Regions from separate parts of the Homo sapiens genome. Here region 2 is linked to region 1. Evidence: chromatin contacts called from ENCODE Hi-C or POLR2A ChIA-PET data. All regions are on one chromosome and are shown on one strand. The core of a region is the stretch at or near the end of the contact, and the rest is flanking DNA. Distances in the headings are between cores, read along the strand shown. Region 1 overlaps GNAQ (G protein subunit alpha q). Region 2 overlaps GNAQ (G protein subunit alpha q).

The links. Hi-C counts contacts between places; a loop is a spot of excess contacts on that map. ChIA-PET counts read pairs that join two places held with the same protein, here RNA polymerase II (POLR2A). Pooled maps may share reads with other maps.
Region 2: a map of GM12878 shows a loop between it and region 1 (2.7-fold over the local background). The contact joins two enhancer-like sites. A Hi-C loop is called at or near these places in 4 of 168 maps with a recorded cell type or tissue (GM12878, PC-9, dorsolateral prefrontal cortex and 1 more) and 2 of 50 pooled maps. POLR2A ChIA-PET finds 5 or more read pairs at or near these places in 4 of 52 experiments (CD4-positive, alpha-beta T cell, GM12878, PC-9 and 1 more).

Annotation. Positions count from the first base shown.
Region 1 is chr9:77,924,417-77,928,770 of GRCh38, reverse strand. The region is part of intron 1 of GNAQ (G protein subunit alpha q); the gene reads left to right. Among named protein-coding and RNA genes, the nearest start is that of GNAQ, 110 kb to the left of the region's middle. Within about 2 kb of position 2,295, at least 5 of the 41 ENCODE cell types and tissues checked have a DNase peak (open chromatin) inside an H3K27ac peak, as active enhancers do.
Region 2 is chr9:77,986,830-77,991,183 of GRCh38, reverse strand. All of the region lies in intron 1 of GNAQ (G protein subunit alpha q), which reads left to right. Among named protein-coding and RNA genes, the nearest start is that of GNAQ, 43 kb to the left of the region's middle. Within about 2 kb of position 2,368, at least 2 of the 41 ENCODE cell types and tissues checked have a DNase peak (open chromatin) inside an H3K27ac peak, as active enhancers do.

The DNA of each region.
Region 1 (4,354 bases), core at 1,046-3,545:
TGGGATTACAGGTGTGAGCCACCATGCCGGACCTAAAATTTACCATTTTAAAGTGTACAAATTTATGTTTTTTAGTATATTCAGGAAGTTCTGCAACCAACTGATGTTAGTTTTTAATACACAAATGTTTACTACGGGCACTCCAAGAAAATGCTCTTGTACCTTTGAATAACCTTGTATGATCAAGTGACTCTTCTGGGAGGATTTTACCACACTGAGAAGTCCAGGACTGACATGACCTTCTAATACTTTCAGTGAATGAATTTTCAATGTGTTTTGCCTGTCTTTTCCTTTAAAACAACTTAACTGGATTAGTTATTATTAATAGTCCTGGTTACCACTAAATTACATGTCCAGTTTCCACTTGTAGTTGGTTATACTAAATTCAGTTCTGTTCTGTGTTAAATTTTAAAAATTGTCTGGGATCTTCTGCACGACCATGCTGGGGACAAATGGTTAATTGTATTCAACTCTTGCCCTCAACAGACAGTCATGAAAAGACGGGAAGTTATGGCAACTTTGGTCTTAGAGCTGCTGTGTTTCAAATGCAGGATTTTAATCTAAGTAGAGGAAAATGTGCAGAAAACAGAATACACATATTTTAAAGTAGATATAGCCTGGAATGTGGACAACACATGGATTGAGTTTTGACTCAGTGTTATTGAATACTTTTTTCTTTGCAGGTGTGGATTGATGATGTGCTTATTGGTAGAAAATTTCTCCTTAAAATTTCTAGTTCTACTTCATCCAAGTGTATGTGAAAGTAGCCCAAGTTCAGATGAGGTGGTGCTGAGATTTCATGTTTCAAACTCCTAGCTTAAACCAGTGGACCTGAAGTACAGTTACTCTATAATTCAGCTCCATGAGTCTTGGGTTTTGTTCTTGGCTGTTGTTTATCTGGGTGCTGACCAATTAAGAGAGTGGGGTGGGGGCATTCGTCCTGAGCCTTCCCATTCATTAAGATCTTCAGATTAGACTTCTGATAGTTTGACAATATCTCCAGATACAGTCATGAAAGGCCCTGGCAGTGTGAAATAAATATATTCATTGTGTAACTTTAAATGCCACAGTTTTGGTAACTGTTTTGGCATAACAGAGACCCTTGAAAAAAAAAAGTAGAAGTGGTATGGGCTTCCCTCAGTCTGTGAGAGGCCCTGGTAAGGTGTGTTTTCTGCCCCCACCCCCTTTTTTTTCTTCAGAGTAAAGATGATAAACCATGTAGACCCTTGAAGTTCCTGGTAGTATTCAGTGATTGTTTTCCAGAGCCCTTGTATGGAAATGGGCACCACCATCCTTCGGAGCAGTGGCAGTAATAACTGACATTTTTTAAGCATTGAGCAATGCTTCTGTATATGTGGTTTGGCCTTGGCAGCTCTTTTGATAACATAATAGCCCAAGAAGCCAGTTTAAGTGAGAGAAGGAACCAATGAGTCCACGATTGCTTTCAACAATAAATGCTAATTTATTACCATTAAGAAGGTACATATGATTGGATTTAAAATGGTCATTTTACTATTTGCAGACTATATCATGCAAATAGGCAAAATAATCATTGTAAACATATATATGGCTTATGTGAATCAGACACATAGAGTAAATACAGATTTTTGGCAGAACTTGTATGTGGGAATCCTGTTGTGTTGAAAAGATCTTGGGGGGAAGAAAAGGCCTAAAATGGAAGCATCAGATTGTGTGAGAGTGTGTGTCTAATGTGATGTATTCTAACAGCTTACAAATTGATGCACTGTATCATAGTATATTGAGTTTGTGTTTGATGTTTGTTCTGATGGAAGGAGATGTGAATGAACTGGAGATTGCTCTCTGTGCTTTATCCTGATCTAGCGAATAGGGAAGAAAAATTAGTATTCCTTATAGCCAATTACGCACACTGGATGAAGTGGCCTTCTCATAGCATGGTTCTTAAATAGTCTCATTTCTGGGTAATCTCATTTCTGGGTATTTAGATGAGCTGAGATAAGAAAAGGCAGAGTACTTGCCTGAAGGTACAAATAACTTTTATGGGGATATTTTCAAGTCATATTTATATAGGCCATTGAAAGAGCAGGGTTTTTTCTGGGACTCACACCCTTGTGTGTGTTCATTTGCTTGTTAAAGTTATTAAATGACTTGATTGGAGATATATTTAAATTAGCAAAAATGAGATCCTTATCCCTCCCCTAGATATTTTATGTAAGGGCTTGTCACCAGATTTTATAGTACCAGTGGTCTTGGAAGCAGAGTCATATTTCTTTAGATTGGTCAGAGTTATTTGTGCTTTTCATTGCCCTATGCTGTGAAAAGACATTAGTCATCACTGCATTCTTGAAATAATCTACTAGTAGAAAAGTCTGCTTTTTTTCATTCAGAGATAGAGAATTGTGAAGTCTCTTACAGTTTTCATTTTCATGTGGCCTTAGGAAACAACATAATTTTATGTAATTTGGGAACAGCTGTTTTTTTATTATACCAAAATTTTTCATACTAATCAGGACTAGATTGTTAAAATGGCCATTTCAAACTCAGAGAGTATGGTATAATTCTATAAAAATAGGAGAATGACACATGAAATTTGGCTTACACATTTGTTAGAAATAATTCATTTGTCTCTGTCATAGAACTGTATGGAACAAAGAAGCTGAGTTTTTTTCTTTGTTGATGTTTTAGTCCATATGCATTTGGCCTTCCCTATTCGCGGGTTCCATATCCATGGATTCAACCAACATTGGATAGAAAATATTTTTTAAAAGCCATAAAAACAATACAACAGTAAAAATAATACAAATGACAATACAGTATGACAACTATTTACATAGCATTTACATTGTATTAGGTATTATAATTTAGAGATGTTTTAAAGTATTTGGGGGATGTGTATAGGTTATATGCAAATATTATACCATTTTATATCAGGTACTTGAGCATCCTTGGGTTTTGGTGTCCAAAGAGGGAAATCCTGGAACCAATCCCTTGTGGATACCAATGTATGACTCTGGTTTTTTGGCTGAATTCTGTTCTAGTGCCAAATAATACCTTAATTTCCTACTTTTATTATTCTGCCTACAATATTTGCATCATACAGATTTTTCTTACGTGAAACTTTGCCTTCACTTTGAATTCACAACATTTGTATAATAAAATGAAAATGTGAACATTAAGTTCTTGAGTGAAATTTACCTGGAATTTAGGGCTGGTCAATTGGAAGATGGCAGCAAGATTCAAAATGGGTCCCTTTAATTGAAATAACATTCAGAAATTCAAAATTAGCTTAAAGGGAGAAAAACTGGGTGTAGTCAAAGCCCAGATGAGATATTTTTAAATTGTGGGCAATAGAAGTGAATTATCATGGATTTAGGATAATTGTGAAAATCATGCCCAGACCTGTTTCTTTATCATGATTGGCTTCCAGAAGTGTGTCATGAGAATGAGTTACTGAATAGAAAACACTTTATAAATAAAAGATTTATAGAGAACAGGACAGAGGAGAAAGAGAGGATGCCCTCCATTCCCTTGTATTCCTTGTCCTTCATTTGATTGGTATTTGTGCTAGTCAGAGCTCCAGAAGGAAACGAACAGCACACTCCAGTGTGGGGATTGAGGAGTGGACCAGGTGTAAGTAACTTGTAAGAGCTGGTGCAGTAACCTGGGGCCAAGCAATAGCTGGACAAGGCAAGGGAGCAGTTGTTGGGACCCAGAGAGAGCAGCAGTATGGAGAGGGCCACCCAGCAGGAGCTGGGACCTTTTGAAGGCAACATAGCACACCTGTGCTGCCACTGCAGCGAGGAAGCTAGGAGAATAAATGCCCCTTCCTGTTTGTCCCGCTCTCTGGTTTCCTCTTGGCTAAGCCCAAGCAGAAGACAGAATATAACAAAGCTGTTGAAATCCCTATTGGTCAGCCTCCTGGGGGTACCCAGCAAGATGAGATGGTTGAGAAAGGATCCCTGGGTGTGTTTCTGGCCAACAGGAAAATATCTTAGAGTTGATACTTTTATTGTTTTTTCTTTCCTCTTAATTTATCCTAATTCATTCATCAGTCACATGTTTGGCCCCTACTTGGAGTCTACATTAGTGTGATATCCAGTGTGTGGACAGTGCCCAGGGGCTTGGTGACTAGATCCAAAGAAGTGCCAAATGTTGACTGCTCTTGCCCAACGTGATTTCATTTAAACACATGCCAGTGTGCTTATACTTCATATACTTTCTCTTTTTTGGTGGGGGCGTAGGGTAGTGATAAGTATATAAAAATTTCTCAGGTGACCAGGAGAAAAAAGGTCCTGTTGCCTGATATTAACCTCACAAATTAGGATTTCTTCTTTTTTTATTGTGAATTAATGATTGTTTACACTTGGGCCTTCAG
Region 2 (4,354 bases), core at 1,119-3,618, 62 kb before region 1:
GGATTCTCTGAGTGAACAAATGATATGTCAATTGTAAATGGCAAATATGCTCAAACTGGTATAGAAACAGTTTTGTCAGTAAGGTTTATTGTTTCACTTTGTGCACCTTCTGTCATGCATACTTGAAAGCAATTTCTCTAGTTGGAGTATATAAGTTGCCTTGAAATCCGAAGTTAAAGTGACTCTATTAAATACATTTTGAGGGAATTTTATTTGGCATTGTGATAAGTGACTCCAGTAGAGATTTTCTTTCGTATGTATAAATAAGGTCAACACAGAGTTACACAAGGAAAGCATTCTTAGGTCATGTGTGTATGAGAGGGCAGGCAAATAAACATCTCCTTGTTTGCTGAGAGGGAGAAATTGCTATTTATTGGCTTACCATAACTACACTCTACTTTCATGAAAGCATTTTGTAGGAAAGCAGTCTAATGAAATGGTTAGGCCAAATTTTCGATTCCAACACCCTTTTATACTTACGCTATTGTCTCTGATAACATTAGATTCACATACATGTGTGCTTGTATATATACATGTATACACATACATGCATTCAAATATGCACACATATTCACCCCACAGGGTTCTTGAGATACTAATGGAGGGTAAAGTGTGAAAAACCTGGAGCCTTTGACAAGAACTCTGGAAAAGGCTTAAAAGAGGTTGGATGTTGTGGCTCATGCCTGTAATCCCAGCACTTGGAAAAGGCTGAGGCATGAGGATCACTTGAGCTAAGGAGTTCAGGACTCCTCCAGGCAACATAGTGAGACTTGTCTCTACAAAAAAATTTTTAAAAATTAATGGGCCATAATGGCATGCTCATTTGGTGGCCCAGCTACTTAGGAGGCTAAGGCAGGAAGATTGAACCCAGGAGTTCAAGGTTGCTATTATTGTGCCACTGCACTCCAGCCTGGGCAACAGAGTGAGAGCATGTCTCTAAAAAATTAAAGAAAGAAATACAATAAAATAAAAGATCAATTTTCAACAAGAATCCTCCAATTCCATGAGGCACTGAATACCTACAGAATGAAAGCACAGCTCAGAGGTTGCAATAAATCTTTCCAACCTTCTTCTTATCAAGAATACTATGGGCTTATGTAGTCATGGAGTTTTCCTTAGCTTTTGTAAATAACTGCCAAACCAGAGTAGATGTAAGTTTAATAAAAATGAAGACACTAGTTTTTGGAAATCTCAGACTTCAGTCAGTTCATTTATGAAATTTAAAAGTGATTTTTCAGAAGGGAGTATATATTACACTTATGATGAAAAGGAGTAAATAAAAGGGGAAAGGTCATCTGTTTATTCATTTGTGCAAATGTGATGTCATTTATCAAAATAAACTTTCAGCTGTAATACTAGATTAAAATAAAATTAATAATCATCTATGAAACGGTGTTTCAGCAGGCTGCTGGTAGCAGAAACACCCACTTCTAATTGGTTTCAGCAAGAAGAAAATGCATTCCTTCATGTATGGAGCAGTCCAGTGGTAGGGAAGGCTCCAGATGTCAGCTCAGGGCCCTGGCTGCAGCCTCTTTGGGATCCTGTTGCCTTAGGCCCTTAGCAAGCCCGCCACAGGGCTTCCAGCTCCACAGCCATATGCAGCCAGACTAGAGACAAAAAGGTCTCTCTCTTGCAGTGTTTTCTTCTTGGGAGCAAGGAAAACTTCCCCAGAGCCCTTCTAACAGGCTCCCAATATCACATGGCCACCTCCAATATCAGTTCTTCCCTGAGTCTCACAGTCAGAACTGCTTCACAGGCTCAGCTCAGTCACTAGGGAATTTGGACTTGCAGCAATGGTCCAATTCAGGATTCAACATTCGAGTCTGAACTGAGGGCCACCACCCCTTGATGCACATGAGGGGATGGGTGCCCTAACTGATTTGGGCCTTTGCTGGCAAATGTTTAATGGAGAGGGGATGTTGGGTAGGCAGCCAGAGGTACTTGCTTTTATAAACAGAAAATGACGGATGAGAATGGGTTTTTGAAAAGATCATAAAACGTGTCTGTCAAATAAAACATTTGGTTTTCAAGATTTTTAAAAAACATACTTCATTTCTGTAAAGAGAATGTTGCTAATAAGAACTAAAGATAATTTTACTAAAAAAAAGTTTTGCCAGCAGAGAATTTATTTTTAAAAAATAAACAAAATAGTTATCCAGGAATTCTTATGTAATCTCTGGCATGGGGCTTGAATTGAACAGCGTTTTATCTTTAGGAATAATGGAGTTCTAAGTCCATAGCTGACACTCATCTCTGATCATCTTAGGAGTTACTGCCATCCTTACTAAATCTTATGAAGTAATAGTCTGATGAAATATGAGTATTTAGACTTGCATTAGCTTTCAAAAAAGTCCCCAGTATTTGAAGAGGGTACTTCCTGTGGCTGGTTTGGCAATTGAGATTAGTAAATTAGGAAGATGCTACTGTCTTCATTGACCTTTTATAACATGTGTTTGACAAAGCCTTGAGTCTTCTATAATAACAACAATGGTAATAGCCATTCTTTATTTGTCACTTGCACACACTGCCAGGCCCTGTGCTTCACAGGTAGTATGTTAATCATATGTTTATTTTAAGGGGAAAACCTAATATGTACCATGCTTCCTATCCCATAAGTGGTGCAAGATGAGAGTTGGAATCAGATCTGTCTGTCCCCTGAATCCTGTTTTCGATAATACTTCTTCAAAAGAAGAAAGATGAGAAAACAGCAATTACGTGCTCCATTGATGGAAGATACCAGATCAAATCCTTTGGCAGATTAATCAACATGATCCCACATCCTTTTAGGTTGCAGTGTAGGACCCAACCTGTACTATTTCCAGTGTAGCAAGTACTGAAGGAAGTTCTGGTGTCCAGCCGTTTTCCTGGTATTCTTTCTGCAGCAGTCAGTTATCCTGCTAAAGCATAAAGCAACTGTGTTATTCCTCTGTGGAGAACCTTCTATCTCTCTGAGCTGAAGCTAAAATGTTAGAGGGCCTGCTGGCCTTGTACTTTCTCTTACTGTTTCCTTCCATTCTCTGACATCATCTCCTTCTACTCCTCTCTTTATTGACTCCACTCTCTGCTCTGTCCTCATTGCTGTTCCTTGAACCTACTAACCTCTTTTCTGTCTCAGGGACTTTGACCTTGAGGTCCAACTGTCTGGATTGCTTTTCGCACCAGGAATCAGCATAGCTCATTCCCGTCTCTCTTTTCAGCCTTGACTTAAGTTGTCTCAGTGAGGACTTGCTGACCACAACACCACCCCCTACTCATGGGATACTCTAACTTCTTTCTTCTTCTTTTCTTCCTAGGTGTTTTTAGTATTTTTCTTTTTTAGAGATGGGGGTCTCACTGTGCTGCCCACACTGGACTTGAATGTCTGGGCTTAAGTGATCCTCCTGCCTCAGCCACCCAAATAGCTGGGACTGCAGGTGGATGCCACTGTGCCCAGCTGTTTTCCATATTTTATGTACTGTACATTTATTTTCCGAATACTAGAAGCTCCCTGAGAGATTTTGTCTATATTGTGTATTGCTAGATCCTAAGTACCTAGAACAGGACCTGGTACGATGTTGCTTAGTAAATATTGCGGACCGGATGAATGAGTGAATGACTCATGTATAGATTAGAACTCTGGCTGTGATCAAGCAGGTGGATTGCCGAGAGATATTCACAAGGACATAGTGTTACTTAATTGCAAAACCATTTAGATGCTTCTATTAGATTAGTGGTGTCCAGTCCTTTTCTGTCATCAAAAGAGTGAATCAGAGTGTCTGGTTTTATTCAGCATATGTTACTCTGATATGCCTCAAAACATGGGAATTATATGTAATTCTCAACCGCAAGGATTTTTTTTTTCGGTCTAACTGACTCCTACCATTTCAGAAGTCCTTGAAAGCAAGCACCCAGAGGCTTTCATGTGCCAATGACTCTGCAGACCCAAAGAGATACTCAAGATAATATTGACACTTTTATAGTCTGCATGGTGCTGCTTGCAGATGATAAGCCTACATGCCATAAAGCAGAACTTCATATGGAATTAGTATTGTTTTTGCTTTCCCAACAACATGACGACAGGCAAAGAAAAGAAAAGGAAGAACAAGTGGCCCTCAAATGCCAGACCAGACTGAAGATGCATGTAGTGAGGGTAGTAACCAGTTTGCACCTTTAATATCTTGAATTGTTTCCATCACTTAGGAACCATTTCTTTCATATGTATGATATGCAGGTGCTGTGCTAAGCATTATCAATATAATGATAAATAAAAGAATAAAATCTTTATCCTCATGGAGCTTCCAAACAAGTAGAGAACAGTTACTAATACACACATATGTAAATAATTTAAAAACCCTTATCAAAACTCTGAAGAAAA